Linked DNA regions of Homo sapiens: region 1 is linked to region 2. A link is an interaction called in ENCODE POLR2A ChIA-PET data of the cell type or tissue named here. Cell type or tissue: Panc1. All regions are shown on one strand. Links, peaks and the distances in the headings refer to the core of each region. The heading gives the core; the rest is flanking DNA.

Region 1 (10,677 bases), core at 2,711-7,710, 180 kb before region 2:
TAAATTAGATCCTGGGAATGGTGGAGAGAGGAGGAACAGTTATAAAAGACATTCTAATTGTATGTAAATTATACCTTAATAAGAATGATTTTAAAAATACATCCTCATAGAAAGAGCAGGATTGAAATAGAATTTTTTTTTATTTCTTCAAAAAAAAAAAAAAAAAAAAAAAAAACAGGCCAGGCATGGTGGCTCACACCTGTAATCCCAGCACTTTGGGAGGCCGAGGTGGGCAGATCACCTGAGGTCAGGAGTTCGAGGTCAGCCTGATCAACATAGTGAAACCCCATCTCTACTAAAAATACAAAAATTAGCTGGGCATGGTGGTGCCTCCCAGCTACTTGGCAGGCTGTGGCAGGAGAATCACTTGAACCTAGGAGGTGGAGGTTGCAATGAGCTGAGATTGTGCCATTGCACTCCAGCCTGGGTAACAAGAGCGAAACTCTATCTCAAAAAAAAAATAATAAAAATATGGAATACATGTGTAGAACATGCGGGTTTGTTACATAGGTATATGTGTGCCATGGTGGTTTGCTGCACCTATTAACCCTGAAATAGAATTTTATTTATTTATTTATTTTGAGACAGAGTCTCGCTCTGTTGCCCAGGCTGGGGTGCAATGGTACGATCTTGGCTCACTGCAGCCTTCATCTCCCAGGTTCAAGCGATTTTCCTGCCTCGGCCTCCTGAGTAGCTGGGATTACAGACATGCACCACCATGCCTGGCTAATTTTGTATTTTGAGTAGAGATGGAATTTCACCATGTTGGCCAGGTTGGTCTCGAACTCCTGACCTCAAGTGATCTGCCCACCTCGGCCTCCCAAAGTGCTGAGATTACAGGCATGAGCCACCGTACCTGGACTGAAAAAGAATTTTAAAAAGCAATAAACATAAAAACACATTATAAGAACAAGGGGGAACATCTGACTGTGAACCAGATATTATAGATTTTACAGATTTTCTGAGGTGGAGAAAGGCATTGGCTGACTTTCCCAGAAATAGTTCTTGTGTTCTCAAAGACCCTGAGGCCACACTCTAACCCAGCCTGCTCAACTTGCCTTCTCCTGGGAGCCTGCCTCATAATAGTGGCAATTTCGACCTTTCTTTGCACAATTAGGTTTGTGCTTGCTTCTCACTTTTTCTCAATATGTTTTTAGGGACACAGGTGCTAGAGATTGATGAACACAAAAATTGGAATCATGGGCTGAGCACGCCTGTAATCCCAGCACTTTTGGAGGCCGAGGCAGGAGGATCACCTGAGGTAGGGAGTTCGAGACCAGCCTGACCAACATGGAGAAACCCAGTCTCTACTAAAAATACAAAATTAGCCGGGCATGGTGGCACATGCCTGTAATCCCAACTACTCGGGAGGCTGAGGCAGGAGAATCGCTTGAACCTGGGAGGCGGAGGGTTGCGGTGAGCCGAGATTGCATCATTGCACTCCAGCCTGGGCAACAAGAGCAAAACTTCATCTCAAAAAAAAAAAAAAAAATTGGAATCATGGTTCCCTCTGAAGAGGAAAGAGCGTGCAACTGAAGAGGGCTTGCAAAGGGCATTTCTGGGATACTAGTAGATATGCTGGGGTTCTTTTTATTTCTGGTCTTTAAACTGTATTTTATAGACTTGTGGTAGGCAACTCTTAAAGATGGTCCCTTATCCCCACCTCTATAAATTGGGTTTCATCATGTTGGCAAGGCTGGTCTCGCACTCCTGACCTCGTGATTCACCCGCCTTGGCCTCCCAAAGTTCTGGGATTACAGGCATGAGCCACCATGCCCGGCCGCCTGGGTAATTTTTCTGTTTTTAATATAGACAGAGTTTCACCATGTTGCACAGGCTGGTCTTGAACACCTGGGTTCAAGCGATCTGCCTGCATTGGCCTCCTGGGTGCTGGGATTACGGGCGTGAGCCACCATGCCCAGCCTAGAATATTTGTAAAGGGATCAGAAGGGGTCTATCACACAGTTACTGTGATATTTCTTCTGAGCCTTCTCTGAACCAAGCTTTAGCCTAGGTACTGGGATACACTGGTGAAAAGCTAGACAAATCCCTGCTGGGTGTTTACACACTAACAGAACTGTTCATGCATGTACCATGTGCTAACCACTCTTCTAAGTACTTCATATCTAATCCCCACAACTCTGAGAAGCAGAGTTTTTAGTTTTTTGGTTTTTTTTTTTGAGCTGGAGTCTTGCTCTGTCACCCAAGTCTGGAGTGCAGTGGCACAATCTCCGCTCACTGCAACCTCTGCCTCCCGGGTTCAAGTGATTCTGGTGCCTCTGCCTCCCAAGTAGCTGGGATTACAGGGGCGTGCCACCACGCCCAGCTAATTTTTGTATTTTTAGTAGAGACGGGGTTTCACCATGTTGTCCAGGGTGGTCTCAAACTCCTGATCTCAGGTGATCTGCCTGCCTCAGCTTTCCAAAGCGTTAGGATTACAGGCGTGAGCCACCACGCTGGGGCAAGTATCTTTTTTTTTGTTTGAGACGGAGTCTCTGTCATCCGGGCTGGAGTGCAATGGGGCCAATTTCGGCTCACTGCAACTTCCACCTCCCAGGTTCAAGCGATTCTCCTGCCTCAAGCCTCCTAAGTAGCTGGGATTACAGGCGCATGCCACCATGCCTGGCTAATTTTTGTATTTTTAGTAGAGACGGAGTTTCACCATGTTGGTCAGGCTGGTCTCGAATTCCTGGACTCAGGTGATCCACCCGCCTCAGCCTCCCAAAGTGCTGGGATTACAGGTCTGAGCCACTGTGCCCGGCCCTGAGTATCTTCTTATTCACTGTGTAAGGCGTGGATATATACAGCAAACTCACAGTGTGGTCTAGGCAAACTCCCGCCTCTCAGCTTGTAAGTTTCCTAAGGGTTTCCATGAGAGCCTCCAACCAGCAGAAAAATGATGGGTTTTCCTGGTTACCTTTCTTCCAAGCTCCACTTCTTTCTCAGGGTAGCCATTTGAGACCTTTCTGACCAGGTCAAATCTTACTACACAAGCTGATGCCGCAATACCAGCTTGGCATCTGACTCACTTTCCTTTTTCTTTTTTTTTTGAGACAGCATTTTGCTCTTTTGCCCAGGCTGGAGTGCAATGGTGCGGTCTCGGCTCACTGCAATGTCCACGTCCGCAGTAGCTGGGATTACAGGCTAATTTTTTGTATTTTTAGTAGAGACGTAGTTTCACCACGTTGGTCAGGCTGGTTGCTAACTCCTGACCTCAGGTGATCCACCCGCCTTGGCCTCCCAAAGTGCTGGGATTACAGGCATGAGCCACCATGCCTGGCCCGGCCTTCCTTTCAAAAGGTCTGTTGAGGGAGGAAATTGTCTACTTTGGCACATAATTATCTTCCCAGTGGTTGGGCATGGTGGCTCACACCTGTAACCCAAGCACATTGGGAAATGGAGGCAGGAGGATTGCTTGAGGCCAGTTTTTTGTTTTTTTCTTTGAGACAAGAGTCTCACTCTGTCACCCAGGCTGGAGTGCAGTGGCATGATCTTGGCTCACTGCAAGCTCTGCCTCCCAGGTTCACACCATTCTCCTGTCTCAGCCTCCCAGGTAGCTGGGACTACAGGCACCTGCCACCATGCCCGGCTAACTTTTTGTATTTTTAGTAGAGACAGGGTTTCACTGTGTTAGCCAGGATGGTCTCCATCTCCTGACCCCGTGACCCGCTCACCTCAGACTCCGAAGGTGCTGGGATTTCAAGTGTGAGACACCGTGCCCGGCCGAGGCCAGTTTTTCAGACTAACCTGGACAACATAGCAAGACTTTTTTTTTTTGATACTGGGTCTTTCTCTGTCACCCAGCTGGAGTGCTACCACAGCTCACTGCACCCTCGACCTCCCAGGCACAAGGGATCCTCCCACCTCAGACACCTGAGTAGCTGGGACCACAGGCATATGCATCCACATCCAGCTTTCTTTTTTGAGACAAAGTCTCACTCTTGTCCCCCAGGCTGGAGTGCAATGGCCCAATCTCAGCTCACCGCAACCTCCACCTCCCAGGTTCAAGGATTCTCCTGCCTCAGCCTACCAAGTAGCTAGGATTACAGGTGCCTGCCACTATGCCTGGCTAATTTTTTTTTGTATTTTTAGTAGAGATGAGGTTTCACCAGGTTGGCCAGGCTGGTCTCAAACTCCTGACCTCAGGTGATCCGTCCACCTCGGCCTCCCAAAGTGCTGGGATTACAGGAGTGAGCCACCACACCTGGCATCCCAGCTTATTTTCTTATTTGTAGAGTCAGGGTCCCCCTATATTGCCCAGGCTGGTCTCAAACTCCTTGGCTCAAGGTCCTCAGGCCTTGGCCTCCCGAAGTGCCGGGATTACAGGTATGAGACACCACAGCCGGACCTTTTTTTTTTTTGGGACAGAGTCTCTCATATTCTGTCTCCCAGGCTGGAGTGCAGTGGCACGATCTTGGCTCATTGTGCTTTCTGGTTTCAAGCAGTTCTCCTGCCTCAGCCTCCCAAATAGCTGGGATTACAGAAATGCACCACCATGACCATGTAATTTTTGCATATTTAATAGATGGAGTTTCTCTACGTTGGCCAGGCTGGTCTCAAACTACTGACCTCAGGTAATCTGCCTGCCTTGGCCTCCCGAAGTGCTGGGATTACCGAGGCCCGGCCCAAGTATTGAACTCTAATACCAGATGTCAGGGATCACGCTGGGCACTGGAGAAATTAAAAAAAAAAAAAAAAAAGGAATGGGGCTGGACGCGGTGGCTCACGCCTGAAATCCTAGCACTTTGGGAGCCCAAGGCGGGCGGATTACCTGAGGTCTGTTTGAGACCAGCCTGGCCATGAACATGGTAAACCCCTACTCTACTAAAAATACAAAAAATTAGCTGGGTGTGGTGGCATACACCTGTAATCCCAGCTACTCTGGAAGCTGAGACAGGAGAATCGTTTGAACCTGGGAGGCAGAGGATGCAGTGAGTGGAGATAGTGCCATTGCACTCCAGCCTGGGCAACAAGAGCCAAACTGTCTCAAATAAAAAAGAAAAAAAAAGTTAAATACTTGGATGAATAAAAGCAGTTAATGACAACGTGGTGAGGCTATTCTGTTAATTAATGGAATAAGAAATACTAGGGATAATGAAAAGATGTTTGATGTTTATTTCCACCTTGCACTCAGGTCTGAGCCACAAGTACATTAAGACATTGAATGGTATCACCCAGGGAATACGTAACCAGACAACACACAAGACTGAGATGCACAAGTGGTGGTGGTGGTAATTCACGCAGAAGGAACCAGACAGTAAAACAAAAATTGCCCAACACACCAAATGATCAAATCCGCCACCTCTAGGATAGGCAAACTTGATTGCTGGGTTAAGAACCCTAGAGGTCTGTTAAGGTGGGCAGAGAAGGGGTTTTCTCAGCTTAGATTGTCCTGACATCTAACTGCCAGCAAGCACTGTACATATAATTTCCTGAGAAACCAAGTCCTTAGTGGGAAGGGTATCCCTTTGACCAGATCTTATGGCTTAAATTGGTCAGGTTTGCAAAACCTCAAAGCCTCCATAACCAAAGCTAGGGAGAGGCTCTATATGCTACAAGCAGTACCTCCTCACTGCAGGTAGTCTGCGCCTTAACCCTCTGCAGGGAGACTGACTGTAGCACCAAGTACCTGGCTTTTTAGACTCTACATAGGAATTCCACCATAATTAAGATGTATAAACTTGACCTACAGCCTAAAGCCCAATATGCTTCCCTCAAGAACATCAACAGTGTTCAAGCTTAGCTTTGTTACAGAAAATGAGGTAGGGTGCGGTGGCTCACATCTGTAATCTCAGCAGTTTGGGAGGCCAAGGCAGGCGCATCAGCTGAGGTCAAGAGTTTGAGACCAGCCTGGTCAAAATGATGAAACCCCATCTATACTAAAAATACAAAAATTAGCTGGGCATGGTGGCACACGCCCATTATCCCAGCTACTCAGGAGGCTGAGGCACTAGAATCACTTGAACCCAGGAGGCGGAGGCTGCAGTGAGCTGAGATCACGCCACTGCATTCCAGGGGAAAAAAAAAAAAAAAAAACCGCAACAGATGTCTCAATTTTTGACATTAGTCATCTTGAAGAACACCTCTAAATGCATGAACTCACTGCAGACTGACCCAACCTCTTAATTCTGGCTCCTTGCTTTTCCTGCCTCTGCCTACCTTTGAGACACAAGATCTGTGAACACCCAGGCTGTACAGTGGCATGATAATAGCTCACTCTAGGCTCAAGCAATCCTCCCACGTCAGCCTCCAGATCAGCTAGGACTAGGCATGCACCACCAGGCCAGGCTAATTATTTTTTGTAGAGACAGCGTCTCACTATGTTGCCCAGGCTGATCTTGACTCCTACCCTCAGGTGGTCTTCTGCCTCAGGTAATACATTACAGACAGTGAGCCACCATGCCCAGTTGCTGCCTACATTTTCAATATTCCACTCAACAAACATTGACACTTCCTGGGACTGGAAAGTAAAAAAAATCTAAGTACTGTGTAGAATTAAGCAAACAAGTGATGTTTCAGAAGTAACCCATTACTGCTTAAAATAAAGCCTACATCAACACTCTTAACTCAAACGAGGACAATTGTTATTTAGTTTTTATTTCATAATCATAAACTTAACTCTGCAATCCAGCTAGGCATGGGAGGGAACAAGGAAAACATGGAACCCAAAGGGAACTGCAGCGAGAGCACAAAGATTCTAGGATACTGCGAGCAAATGGGGTGGAGGGGTGCTCTCCTGAGCTACAGAAGGAATGATCTGGTGGTTAAGATAAAACACAAGTCAAACTTATTCGAGTTGTCCACAGTCAGCAATGGTGATCTTCTTGCTGGTCTTGCCATTCCTGGACCCAAAGCGCTCCATGGCCTCCACAATATTCATGCCTTCTTTCACTTTGCCAAACACCACATGCTTGCCATCCAACCTTGAAAAGGAAGAACAATCACTATGACTGGCAACCACAAACAAGCAGCCTCCATGTGTCATGAACCAAGACGAGAAAGGTAGCTTTTTTTTTTTTTTTTAACTGAAGCCTTTTGTACTAAATGTCATTAAACATGATTCTCCAATTACCATTAAAGAGTTACACATATAGGCCGGGTGCGGTGGCTCACGCCTGTAATCCCAGCACTTTGGGAGGCCAAGGCGGGCGGATCACGAGGTCAGGAGATCGAGACCATCCTGGCTAACACGGTGAAACCCTGTCTCTACTAAAAATACAAAAAATTAGCCGGGCATGGTGGCGTGTGCCTATAGTCCCAGCTACTCGGGAGGCTGAGGCAGGAGAATGGCGTGAACCTGGGAGGCGGAGCTTGCAGTGAGCCGAGATCGCGCCACTGCACTCCAGCCTGGGCGACAGAGCGAAACTCCATCTCAAAAAAGAGTTACACATATAGAATGAATTGCGCCCCCCTCCCCCAAAAACAAACAAAACAAAACAAAAACCCCAAAGAAACAAAAAACCCAACCAACCGCATGTTATTAATAGTAACATAAAAGCAGCACTTAATTGGGTGGGCACAGTGGCTCATGCCTGTAATCCCAGCACTTTGGGGGGGTCAAGGCAGGCAGATCACTTGAGCCCAGGAGTTCGAGACCAGCCTGGACAACATGGTAAATCCCGCTCTACTAATAATACACAATTTAGCTGGGAGTGGTGGTGCATGCCTGTAGTTCCAGCTACTTGAGAGGCTGAGGCAGAAGAATTGCTTGAACCCGGGAGGAGGTTGCAGTGAGCTGAGATGGCACCACTGCACTCCAACCTGGGAGATAAGAGCGAGATCCAGTCTGAGAAAAGAAAAAAAAAAAAAAAGCACTTAATTGGTTGGGCGCAGTGGCTCATGCCTGAAATCCCAGCACTTTGGGGGGCCAAGGCAGGTGGTTCACCTTAAGTCACGAGTTCAAGACCAGCTTGGCCAACATGATGAAACCCCGTCTCCACAAAAATACAAAAAATTAGCCAGGCATGCTGGCACACATCTGTATTCTCAGCTACTCAGGAGGCCAAGGCAGGAGAATCGCTTGAACCCAGGAGGCAGAGGTTGCAGTGAGCCCAGATTGTGCCACTGCACTCCAACCTGGCAACAGAGCAAAACTCCATCTCAAAAAAGTAGCACCTAATTCAACCACCCAGCTAAGGGCCAAGTTTCTATCATAGTATCTGACATTCTGTATCACATTGGCTATATTTGTCGTTTATGTATGCTCTTCTTCTAGTATCTTAGGGATGAAAAAGTCTGTGGAAGCAAAGGTTGAAGAAAAGTAGTGTTTGTTCCGTTCCCCCCAGGGCAACTTTTCATTTAGTCAGGTGGTTAGTGTGCCATGTTGTACCCTTACCACTCAGTCTTGGCAGTGCAGATGAAAAACTGGGAACCATTTGTGTTGGGTCCAGCATTTGCCATGGACAAGATGCCAGGACCCGTATGCTTTAGGATGAAGTTCTCATCTTCAAATTTCTCCCCATAGATGGACTTGCCACCAGTGCCATTATGGCGTGTGAAGTCACCACCCTGTCAACATATAGGAAAAATGTCACTTCTGACAACATAACCATGAAGTGTGCCAAATCTGCAAGGTTCAAACTTTAAACCCAAGTTCAAACTGAATAGAAGGGTTAAATAGAACCGAAATGGTAGAGTAACAGTTCAGATATGTGTATCCTGAAATATTCTGGCTCAATCCCAAATGAAGGGAGCAACCCAAATAAAATAAAATTCAGTAAATTTCGTACCTGACACATAAACCCTGGAATAATTCTGTGAAAGCAGGAACCCTTATAACCAAATCCTTTCTCTCCAGTGCTCAGAGCACGAAAATTTTCTGTTTAAAAAAAAATTAAACACATATATACATACATAAAAATATATATATACACACACACACACAAACTGTCACAATTGGAACATCTTTGTTAAACTTAGAAAATGGACCAACCTGCTGTCTTTGGGACCTTGTCTGCAAACAGCTGTAAGAGAAAATTACAGTTAATTAACATCTGCTTATTTTGTTGCTTAGTACCCATGTCTTTAGGGGCTTCTGAGTCATAAATTCATTTTCTCACTAGAATACTTCTTCAGTAATTACTTTAATTCCCAAGAACTGCTCCTGACAGCCATAAGGCCCTGCAGGCAGTTGGGTTAAGAAACATGAAACCCAAAGACATGCCAAAAATCCAATACTAGTCATAACTTAAATAGTGAGACTTCTAGAAAGTGTCTCAAACTTTTAGTACATCACACCTACTTCTGAAAAGATATATGGCTTCTTAAATGTCTATCACCACCCCCCAACTTGAGCTAGAACTTACAAGGCAAAATTCTAAGGAACAGCAAGCACTGCTGCACGATCAGGGGTAAACAGCTGTTCTTTTAGTCACTTGTAATGAAAATGCTACTACCTCCAATCTGTTAACATAGCTTTATGGATTAGATGAGCAGTCACTTCTTGGTATCCAGGCCCCTTACCTAGTAGTGGGGTAAAAAATAAAGATTGGTTTCTAGTATATCTGGTTTTGAACCTTTCTTGAATGTATAATACGTTATGGCTAGAGAGGTAGCTTAAATACCATAAACATTTACAAGCCCTTTCATAAAAACAGCTTGTTTAAAAGTAGCATTTTATAAGCTATTTCACAGATGTGACTGAATTAACTACTAGTATCCGTGTGCACTTCTCTTATAGCAATGTACTTTTTTTTTTTTGAGACAAGAGTCTCACTGTCACCAGGCTGGAGTGCAGTGGCACGATCTCGGCTCACTGCAGCCTCCGCCTCCGGGGTTCAAGCGATTCTCCTGCCTCAGCCTCTAGAGTAGCTGAGATTACAGGCAAGCGCCACCACGCCCAGCTAATTTTTGTATTTTTAATAGAGGTGGGGTTTCACCATGTTGGCCAGGACGGTCTCAATCTCCTGACTTCGTGATCCGCCCGCCTGGCCAACGTACTTATTTTTTAGTTTTTAGGTATTTGTACCTAGAATGTATGGTCTTTCTAAAACATCAGCTTTTCTCAGAGCTTTATAGTCGGTACGTTTAAGTTCCTATGGCTTCCCTTTCAGACTTTCGCTAAAGCCAAAGCCCTCATTGGCAGTTACCCCTCCATTCTCATCAAGACCTGCAAGTCCTTTCTCATTTCCCTGAAGCTCTTTGGGTAACCTGATGCCCAACATTAGGTCAGGCCAAGTTTCCACGAAAGCCCTTGTCACTTACCAGCTTTGACTACACTCATAGGTGGGGTGGGGTGTGGATTAACATGCAGTGTTTCAGTGCCTATGTGCCAGGCACTATGGACAGGGTAGGCAACAAGGAAATCGCTCTGTCCTCACGAAGACTGCATGAGGATCAATCTATTTTCGGAATAAGATCCCAAACTAGCCATTGGTGGCCTTTTGAGATGTGATTTAAAGGAATAAAACCACTAACATCCTATTTCGCTACTCCCTAAGGTCTATCCATGTTAACTGGAACGGAATCGTACTCAATATTTAACTTTGAAGACACGCGCCAAGTTTAGATACTATGCTATAATTACAACTGATCTTTAAGAACTCATTTAACGCTCTCAAAACTAATTAGGTAATCACTGGTAATCCACCTTGGTCGGAAGAGGCCTGCCTTGTGGCCAGTCGCAACTTGCTTGCTAGGCAGAGGGACAATCGGGAGGGGCTCAAGAGCGCCTCCCCC
Region 2 (10,677 bases), core at 1,957-6,956:
GTGACGTGCACCTGTAGTCCCAGTTACTCGGGAGGCTGAGGCATAAGAATCACTTGAACCCAGGAGTCGGAGGTTGCAGCAAGCCGAGATCCCGCCACTGCACTCCAGCCTGGACAACAGTGGGACTCTGTCTGAAACAAAACAAAACAAACAAAAACAAAAACAAACCAAAAAAAACAAGACATGACTTACATCAGTAATCATGTGGTGAAAAGTTTAGAAAATGCCCTTATATGTAATACAGAGAAGTTAGAAACAAACAGGAAAAAAATACGAACATAATGAGCTAAAAGGCCATTCATACAGAAATTACATGAGGTGACTACGGCATGTTACAAATGAAAGTATCCTCTCCAGACAGTTAGAATGGAGGAGCTTCCTGAGGTCCTGCTCTTTTCCACACACTTTCTTTCTTTCTTCTTTCTTCAGCGGCTTCATCCTGAAGCAGCCCTTGCGGAGATGCTGGAGGGTCACACACATGCTTCTTCACATCCTCGCAGAGTTAAGCACAGTGTCTACTGCTGGACGCCAATCCAGGGACCATGGCTTCTGCTGGGGCTATGCTGGGTCCGATACAGATACGGTGGTTGGTATGGCGCTCCAGCTGCCTGTCTGCCCGCTGACTCCTCAGGACGCACACACTTACCTGGTGACCAGTCAGGAACAGGCCAACACACCAACATGAGGCAGACCCACAGCCCTGCGAGCCTTACCTTATGTACACTTTTGGGGTTTTCCAGCCAAGCACAGTACATCTCCTCCACATAGTTCGAACTAGTCCCACTGAGAAAGGGCTCAGCAGCAACAGGTGCAGAATAGCACCGAATCTGTTGAAATGTCCTAGCTGCTGCTGGTCTGTTTTGTGAAAATGTCTTAACAGTCTGGGAAGCCGTCAATGGCCTCAACTTAGCAGCACAAGTCCTTAAATGAAACATTTTTGTCCTGAAGTTTTTCACAACTGCCTGTACAAAAAAAAAAAAAAAAAAACAAGAAAGAAAGGTTTTAAAAATGAGTATTTAGGAGACAAGGCTACTAGATCCTGATGCTCTAGAGAAAGGATAATTTTTTTTTAAAAGCTACTAGAAAAACAAAAACAAAAACAAAACATGTTCAACTCTAATTGTTGAGGAGAAAGACCCTGGCCTATAAATGTATTCACAAGAGTGCTACCTGCTCAGTGCCACCAGTTCATGTGCCTGAGAGCACAACAGAGCTGTGACTGTGTGAAACTGAAACACACTCTTGCACCTACTAACACAGGATGCCTGTGCGAGCCCAAGGAAGGTGAGTGCACAGTTGCAGATATTACCATCTTCACTTAAAAATTTAAATCTAGGCCAGACTCGGTGGCTCACACCTGTAATCCCAGCACTTTGGGAGGCCAAGGCGGGTGGATCACGAGGTCAGGAGATCAAGACCATCCTGGCCAACATGGTGAAACCACATCTCTACTAAAAATACAAAAATTAGCTGGGTGTGGTGGTGCATGCCTGTAGACCCAGATACTTGGGAGGCTGAGGCAGGAGAATTGCTTGAACCTGGTAGGTGGAGGCTGCAGTGAGCCGAGATTGCACCACTGCACTCCAGCCTAGCAACAGAGTGAGACTCTGTCTCAAAACAAAACAAAACAAAAAACCATTAAATCTAGTTTAAGGGCTAAGATGATAAACATACGATGTTCTTTAAATTTACATATTACATATATATAAAACAATTAGAAGAAAGGCAACAAGGATTAATTAATTTAGAATTAGGATTAGGATTAATTGGAGAATAAGTAAAACATTTTCTAATCTGTCCAGAAACTACTGAGTACCTGCTGTACTTACAATATTATGGAAAATACAAAGAAATTAGAAAAATACTTTCCTTACTCTCAATTTACCCTTGAGCAGAGGAAAAACAACATAGAAAAGATTGCAGAGGAAATATGAGTACTTGAGAGGTGCAGAATATGCCAGCAGACCCTGTGAGAGGATGGGCTCCTTCCAAGTGGGTGTGCCTGAAGACAAAAGGACATGGATGGGAAGGAGGGAAGACGAGGCACTGCATGTGGAAGGACCCATAGGCAGAAACACAGAGACGGGAAGAGCCAGAATCTCATGGTACTACGAAGGGTAAGGAAAAGCCACAGAGGGTTGTCCAGTGTCCTGCCTGCCACCTTCTGCACTCAGCCCCCTTTCATAAGCCATGGGGAGCCAGGTCTGAGCAAGGGAGACGTGGGTGGGGTCTGCAAAGATTGAAAAGAGCACATGGAGCAGTTGTTCAATAATGCCTGCCTACCCTGGGCCCTCCATGGTGAGCAACTCTACGCATCTGACTCATACATAAACCCAGAGGCTCCCAATAAGGCAGGCACCAGCTCTTTCACTTTACAGATAGCTTCAGTTTCTATTCCCTTACATTTCATCCAAGGTCATAGGCTACTAACAGCAGAGTCAGGATCCAAGCGGAAAGTTCACAAGGACGCTGCCTGTGGAAAAAAAGGTGCTTGCTGGCCTACATGGTTGCTCATGAATTTGTCTCAAAGCAGGTGCTCTGGTTGTAAAGTTAGAACTACACTCCATGTCCACACCTACCCGAAGAAAATCCAAGCTCTGAAACATAGTGTGAATTACCCAGAAATAACTGTTACATAAAAATATCTTCTATATTATTTATCAGAAACTTCCTCTTGGCCCAAATATGCTCAGAATACACTTAAGGGACACCAAGAGAGAGGGCTTAGAGTGTCCTGCATTCACCTCTGGCCTGCTCCACTGAGAAGAGATAGGTCAGCAAAAGTAAACAGCAGAACATATTCTTTAAAAACAAACTGAACAACAAACAAAAACTTGCTCCTTACAAATTAAAGGTAAACAAGCAATATATTCTGGATATAATTAGGGAATGCAATCTTTACCCCTGGGTTTTCACTTTAGAAATCAAAAGTTTTAAGTTAATTCGGTAGTTCTTCCTACCTCCAACTACACTCCAAGTTTTTCCACTGATATATTTAAGGAAGACAAACAGCCCTAACATTGACAGCAAAAATACTACTGTTGCTTCATTTTATGCTATTTTTTTTTTAATTTCTCAGGCTCAAAGGAAAATGTTCATTTTTTTCCTTTAATGTCATTATTAAGGCAATATTAAATACCCAATTGCCTCTGAGTTGGGTTTTCTCCCAGAAAACAATAGCATCACCTCATTAACTATCAGTATTCAGTTGCTGCAATAGCCCAATTAACAGGCACTGAACTGACAATCGTAAAACACCAATTTCATCTGTTCTTCCCAAAGTGGCCCCTTCCACATGATCCTGTTTAAGTAAATCATGACATTTTGCTATCCGCAGTCACTGAATCTGACACATAGTTAAGTGCTGCCCAGCAGAGCTGCCACAACAGCTGGAGATTTTTTTTTTTTGATACGGAGTCTTGCTCTGTAGTCCAGGCTGGAGTGCAGTGGTGTGATCTCGGCTCAGTGCAACCTCCCATCCCAGGTTCAAGCAATTCCCCTGCCTCAGCCTCCCGAGTAGCTAGGACTACAGGTGCATGCCATCACACCTGGTTAATTTTTGTATTTTTAGTAGAGACAGGGTTTCATTATGTTGGCCAGGCTGGTCTCAAACTCCTGACCTCATGATCTGCCCACCTCAGCCTCCCAAAGTGCTGGTATTACAGGCGTGAGCCACCACACCCAGCTGAGATTTTTAAACTTCCCTTAAGATGACTCACGGGAAGAGCTGCCCTTCAGCAGATGGCTCAACATCCCCAACTCCACCCAGGAACGGCCAGGACAGCTATTTGCTGTCCACACTTTGACAGAACGACAGAGCCAACACTAACGCACATTTCTAATTCTGGTAAATACCCATTCTTCACCTTTCTCTCTTACATAAAACGGCATAAGAAGATATTAAAAGCCAAGCACGGTGGCTCATGCCTATAATCCTAGCACTTTGGGGTGCCAAGGCTTAAGGATTGTTTGAGGCCAGGAGTTTGAGACCAGCCCGGGCAACATAGTGAAACCACATCTCCACAAAAAATTTAAAAGCTATCAGGGTGTGGTGGCACATGTCTGTAGTACCAGCTACCCCGGAGGCTGAGGTGGAAGGATAGCCTGAGCCCAGGAGGTCAAGGCTTCAGTAAGCTATGATCGTGCCACTCCACTCCAGCCTGGGTGACAGAGCGAGACCCTATCTCTAAAAACAAACAAACAAACAAAATATATTAAATACAAAAAGAAGGAAAACTGCCAGCCAGTCAACATTAGGTCTTGAAATTCAACTTAGAATTCTGTAACTGACACTAAGTCAACTTTAAGAATAGTACGTTATTTGGTAGAGACATTCAATTGTTTAAACAATTTTTGTGAAAGCTCCTCTGAGCTGTCCAAAATATCCAAGTGTTTTGATTTTTGGTTTAAAACAGGGATGTCCAATATTTTGGCTTCCCTGGGCCACATTGGAAGAATTGTCTAGGGCCACACATAAAATACACTAACACTAACGACAGCTGATGAGCTTTAAAAAAAAAAAAATCGCAAAAACATCTCATAATGTTTTAACAAAGTTTACAAACTTGTGTTGGGCCACATTCAAAGCTGTCCTGGGCCACATGTGGCCCACGGGCTGGGAGTTGGACAAGCTTGCTTTAAAAGAATATTTCTATTTAAATGGGTGCCAACTCCATTCAGCAGGGAAAAGAACAGTCTTTTCAACTGAAGGTGCTGGGACAACTAGAGTTCCACGTCTAAAGAGGAATGAAGTTGCATAGACATATACAAACAAAATTCAAAATGGATCAAAGACCTGAATGTAAGAGACAAAACTATAAGATACTTAGAAGTTTTATAACTTCCATGAAGTAAATCTTTGTAACCTTGATTCAAGCAATGTATTCTTAGTTATGACACCACAAGTATAAACAACAAAATAAAAACCACAAATTGGATTTCATCAAAATAAAAAATCTGGCCAGGAGCGGTAGCTCACGCCTGTAATCTCAGTGCTTTAGGAGGCTGAGGCAGGCGGATCACTTGAGGTCAGGGGTTCGAGACCAGCCTAGCTAACATGGCGAAACGCCGTTTCTACTAAAAATACAAAAATTAGCTGGGCATGGTCATGCATGCCTGTAGTCCCAGCTGCTTGGGAGGCTGAGACAGGAGAATCCCTTGAACCCAGGAGACAGAGGTTGCAGTGAGCTGAGATCGCACCACCGCACTCCAGCCTGAGTGACAGAGCGAGACTCTGTCTCAAAACAAAACAAAACAAAAAATTTTTGTGCTTCAAAGAACTTATTAAGAAAGAAATGATATAGATGGGAGAAAATATTTGCAATTATCTGATAAGGAACTTATATACAGAATATATAAAGAACTCTCATAATGCAACAGTAAAAAGACAACCCAATCAAAAAATAGGTAAAGGATTTGAATAGATATTTGTCCAAAGAAGATATACTAACAGCCAATAAACACATAAAGTCACCATATAACACAGCAATTACACTCCTAGATATATAATCAAGAGAAATGAAAATGTATGTCCACAAAAAAAACTTGTACACAAATGCTCATAGCAGCATTATTGTTGCTATGAGCAACAACAGTTGAAACAGTAGAAACAACAGTAGAAACAACTCAAATGTCCATCACTGACGAATGGATAAGCAAAACGTGTTATATCTATAGAATATAACAGCATTCTGCAATGAAACTAAGGAAGTGCTGGTGCATGCTCCAACCTGGAGGAACCTTGAAAACATTATGCTCAGTAAAAAGCAGCAGACGCAAAAGACATATTATGAGTCTATTCCTCTGCTCTCACACAACAACCAACACAGAAGATTTCTGTGACTAAATGTGTGGGGAATTCTCCCTACCAATAAGCAATTCAATTCTGCTGCTACCTACCTGGAGACAGCATCAGATACCACAGGTCAAGGGCTCAATCCCACAAGGCTGCCTCCTACTTCCGATGTCAATCGCAAGCCCCCAGTTGTCTTACTTGTACTTCTGGCCAACCAGCTAGAAACTGGAGATCCCATGACCCCCTCCTTTGGTTCAATAAATTTCAGGAAACACTTACTTACATCTACTGTTTTTTTCAAAGAATATAACATAGGATGTGGATTAAGAGTTGCACAGGTCAAGGTGTAGGATGGGGTAAGGAGGCTTCCATACCCTCCCCAGGCATGCCACCCTCCAGGAATCTCCACATGTTCAGCTATCCAGAAGCTCTCCGTACCCCATCCTCTTGGGCCTTTTATGGAGACTTCATTGGATATGCATGACTGAAGCATAGATAACCATGTAGATAGGTGATCAGGCAAAAAGGGTATGATCTAATACCAACAGACCGAGTGGGGAAACCCAGCCAGGCCTGTTTGTTCAGATTCTTCTTGGCCTCTCTGTGCAGGATTCCTTCCTGTGGGTGTGAGGCAGGACTCCTGAAGTGGGTGTCTTGTGACCTACAATCAGACAAGGTAGGTCAGAGAATTTCTTTATTGCCGGCTCCAAGACAGAACAGTGGAGGAATATTAGAGTATATTTTTAGTTTCTATGGCCTCCCTTGGGGAGAAAAAGCAGCAGGTGAAAGGAGTGCCACAGGCCTGTTTCTGGGGCCTAAAGCACCCCAACATTGTAACAAAAGACTTCCACCTTTATCACTCTGAAGCTGTTTGGAAGCTACTTCAGGAACCAAGGAGAAATACTTTAACAAAATACATGCTTATTTTAGTTACTTAGGAAATAACAAGAACTATGGAACCAGGAATCATGGACAAAAACCCATATACGATAATAATATCACATTCCAGAATAGGCAAATCTATACAGAGAGAAAGTAGATTAGTGGTTGCCTGGGGCTGGGGCAGAGAAATGAGGGAAGGATGAGGAGTAACTCAATGGACATAGGGCTTTCTTTTTGGGAGGAGAGGATGAAAATGCTCTAAAACTAGATTGTGCTGATGGTGTCACAACCCTCTAATATACTGAAAAACATTCACCTTACAATTTAAATGAGTGAATTGTATGGTATGTGAATTATGTCTCAATAAAGTTATTTTTTTAATGTGTAAGAAAAAATGTAACTGAACTTATCACTGTACACAAAAATGATACAAGTTGTAATCCATTAATTTCAAGATGCAAAAATAAACACATACATTTGGGAAAAATAAGTTGTACAAAGAAAAAAAGTAAAAACCAAAGGAAAATTAGTTTTTAGGTGTTAAACGCCCTGCCCTTAGGAAACGATATACTTAAATAGGGTTCTGTCTGAAATATGAAGCCTTCGAGGTCTATGCCTCGAATTTCCCCAGTTGGGTAGGAGGTACCCTATCCCAGGGCACAAAGAATGAGGGAAATAAACCAACTACTGACGCCTATCAATATGACATTGGCTAGGTAGGGGGGTGATTAAAAAGGCAAGACCTAGCAAAAACAGTCTGCTGTTTCTCAGTAAATAAGTCTTTGAGGGAAAAAAACCCACACATCATTACATGATCCTTAAACCCTATGAGTGTTAGCTGGCAACCATTTTAAAGGACAACTCATCCACTTTCTTTTTTTCAGTTTCAGACTCAATTCTTCTGATGAATCATGAACACATTTGCTACAGACCTATGGCTGTTGTCTCATGCCTGCAATTATTTTTGTTTTAGTAGTAATACAAAGAACTCATGTACAGAGTACAGATATCAATTCTCCCTTATTGGCTGAGAATCTCAAAGAATTTATTATCTTTCACTAGTGACACCTCATTACATATAAGCTGAGGGAAGTAGTGAGGATTACTTTTAAACTGTAAAGTTTTTTTTCATTGCTAGATGGAAACAATTGTTGAGCCTGCAGGTACAGAGACCGTGTGACACCAAGTCACTGTGTGAGCTTTCCTGGGCCAACAGAGACCACGTGACACCAAGTCACTGTGTGAGCTTTCCTGGGCCATAAAGTGGAGACAGTAATTACTCCTAACCCCCTCATAATGTCTTTTTGTAATTGTAACACAAATATGAAAGCACTTTGAAAACTTGAAGGTATATCTATGACTAAAGAAATGGTTGGGTATGGTGGTTCATGCCTGTAATCCCAGCACTTTGGGAGGTCGAGGTGGGTGGATCACCTGAGATCAGGAGTTTGAGACCAGCCTGGCCAACATGCTGAAACCCCGCCTCTACTAAAACTACAAAAAAATTAGCTGTGCATTGTGGCGGGTGCCTGTAGTCCAGCTACTTGGGAGGCTGAGGCAGGAGAATTGCTTGAACCCGGGAGGTGGTTACTGTGAGCCGAGATCGCGCCACTGCACTCCAGCCTGGACGACAGAGTGAGACTCCAGAGCTCCGAAAGGAGTCTCGCTCTGTCGTCCAGGATGGAGTGCAGTGGCGCGATCTCGGCTCACATATATACATATATATATACGTATATATATATGTGTATATATATACACGTATATGTGTATATATACACATATATACGTATATATGCATATATATACACATATATATATGCATATACACATATACGTGTATATATATACACATATACACTTATATACGTATATATGTGTATATATACATAAACATGTGTGTATATATATACATATACATATGTGTATATATACGTATATACGTATATATATGTGTATATATACATAAACATGTGTATATATATATACATATATATATGTAGCCTAGGAAAAAAGGCAAACTAGTGATATAAAAAGTTCAAGTTTCCAAGATATTTAAACCTAAACATTAGCTAATTTGGAGTGGCGGTCAACTGGTAACTTCCAAAACATTAGTAGGCTGTCTCCATCATTTAGCACAGAAGCCTATTTAGCTCACCAATCATGGGTGGTCACCACTGGTAGGGACTGACACCTCCCTGATCAGATCCCTGAGTACGCTTCAGTATATAGGTCTGAAGACTGTTCTGCCCTTTCCCTGAGACGTGGCCCCACAGCATCTGAGATGCCCATGACTGATGTGGTATAAACAGGTTGACTGGGGAGGGTGTAGATAAATAGGCACTTTTAAAAGGTATTGATAGAGTGTAAATTATTAAATCTTTATGGAAAGCAGGACAATTTTTCAACATCTCATTAAAGCATATATAAAACGTGTTTCCTGCTAAATATAGCTAAAAACATGAGGCGTTACATTTAAGACAAAACAAGACTGTGAAAGGTGGAGAGAAGGAAGCAGACTGGCTAGGAACCAGAGGACCCAAAGAAAGAGCATTGAGGTTTTTTTTTTTTTTCTTTCTGTCAGGGTCTTGCTCTGTTGCCCAGGCTGGAGTGCAGTGGTGTGATCTCGGCTCACTGCAGCCTGGACCTCCCAGGCTCAAGTGATTCTCCCACCTCAGTCCCCCAAGTAGCTGAGACTACTACAGGCGCACATCACCATGCCTGGCTAATTTTTGTATTTTTTATAGAGACAGTTTTGCCATGTTGGCCAGGGTGGCCTCGAACTCCTGACCTCAAGTGTCAGACTCCCAAAGTGCTAGGATTACAGGTATGAGCCACCACACCCAGCCGAGCACTGAGTTCTTGATTTTCTTTATGCTTCATGTGTTTCAGACCTGGGTACTCGAGAAGCCTACAACCCAGAAATGCCAACAGGTGTAGACAAAGAAAACTACAAACAGAAACCTGTTCTCTCTAGCCAAAGGACCAGGAAAAGAGCAGCAAGATGGAAAACTTTTAAAGTTTTAAACAACAATTGCTCTACTGCGGCCAAATTCCACAGGAAATATCCTCACTCCACTCAGCTGGTGTCAGAATAGGGACCAGGGACTTTCATCCCCACCTGGTGAATAATGAGCCCTTCCAACTCACTCCCTGATAAGATAGTGGAGACCAGGTAGGGAGTCTGGATTTCAATCCCATCCAGCAGTAATGAAGCAGCACCCCTCCCTTCCCAGGCAGGGTGATGTCACCAAGGCCTAATGGGGAACTCTTACAGTCATACAGCAATAACAAGGAATCCCTCCCCCCAGACACCGCACCAGCAACAGTGAGGAAGCAGCCCCTCCCTGCCCCAGCAGAGGAAGCCTGCATTGCTTAGAGATTTAAACAAGATCAAGAGTCCATAACATAACACCCAGAATGTCCAGGTTGCAAGTCAAAGATCACTCTTTACACCAAGGGCCAGGATAATCTTGTCCGGGCATGGTGGCTCATACCTGTAATCCCAGCACTTTGGGAGGCTGAGGTAGGTGTTATCACTTGAGGTCAGGAATTCAAGACCAGCCTGGCCAACATGGTGAAGCCCTATCTTTACAAAAATACAAAAATTAGCCTGGCATGGTGGCACATGCCTGTAATCCCAGCTACTTGGGAGGCTGAGGCAGGAGAATCGCTTGAACCCAGGAGGTTGCAGTGAGCTGAGATCGCGCCACTGCACTCCAGCCTGGGCGACAGAGCGAGACTTCATCTCAAAAAAAAAAAAAAAAAAAAGAACCAAAAGAACCGGGATAATTTCAAACAAAAAAAGACAATCTATAGACACCAATACCAAGATGACGTAGACTTACAATTATCTGACAAAGATTCTAAAAGAGGCATCCTCAAAATGCTTCCACGAGCAACTATGAACATGCTTGAAACAAATGAAAAATAAAGTTTCAGCAAAGAGAAGATGTAGAGAACAAAACAGACATTTCAGAACTGAAAAATGCACTAAGCAAAAG

The links. Peaks named below come from ENCODE experiments on the same cell type or tissue, not always from the same donor. Only the 100,000 strongest peaks of a DNase experiment are listed, where the experiment ranks them.
Region 1: POLR2A ChIA-PET joins it to region 2 with 14 read pairs; 10 of 35 experiments call an interaction of 5 or more read pairs at or near these places.

Annotation. Positions count from the first base shown.
Region 1 is chr7:44,797,533-44,808,209 of GRCh38, reverse strand. It overlaps PPIA (peptidylprolyl isomerase A), which reads right to left. Exons shown (of 5, transcript NM_021130.5): 2 at 8,933-8,963; 3 at 8,730-8,818; 4 at 8,336-8,508; 5 at 5,093-6,923. The coding sequence ends at 6,788. Among named protein-coding and RNA genes, the nearest start is that of PPIA, 6.2 kb to the right of the region's middle. In Panc1, for the core only: no CTCF peak of the experiment used is centred there; no DNase peak of the experiment used is centred there.
Region 2 is chr7:44,614,602-44,625,278 of GRCh38, reverse strand. OGDH (oxoglutarate dehydrogenase) reads right to left here. Exons shown (of 23, transcript NM_002541.4): 2 at 714-962. The coding sequence starts at 935. Among named protein-coding and RNA genes, the nearest start is that of OGDH, 13 kb to the right of the region's middle. RefSeq lists a silencer at 1,097-1,156 and an enhancer at 2,315-2,624. In Panc1, for the core only: no CTCF peak of the experiment used is centred there; no DNase peak of the experiment used is centred there; H3K4me3 peaks cover 1,353 bases; H3K27ac peaks cover 3,514 bases.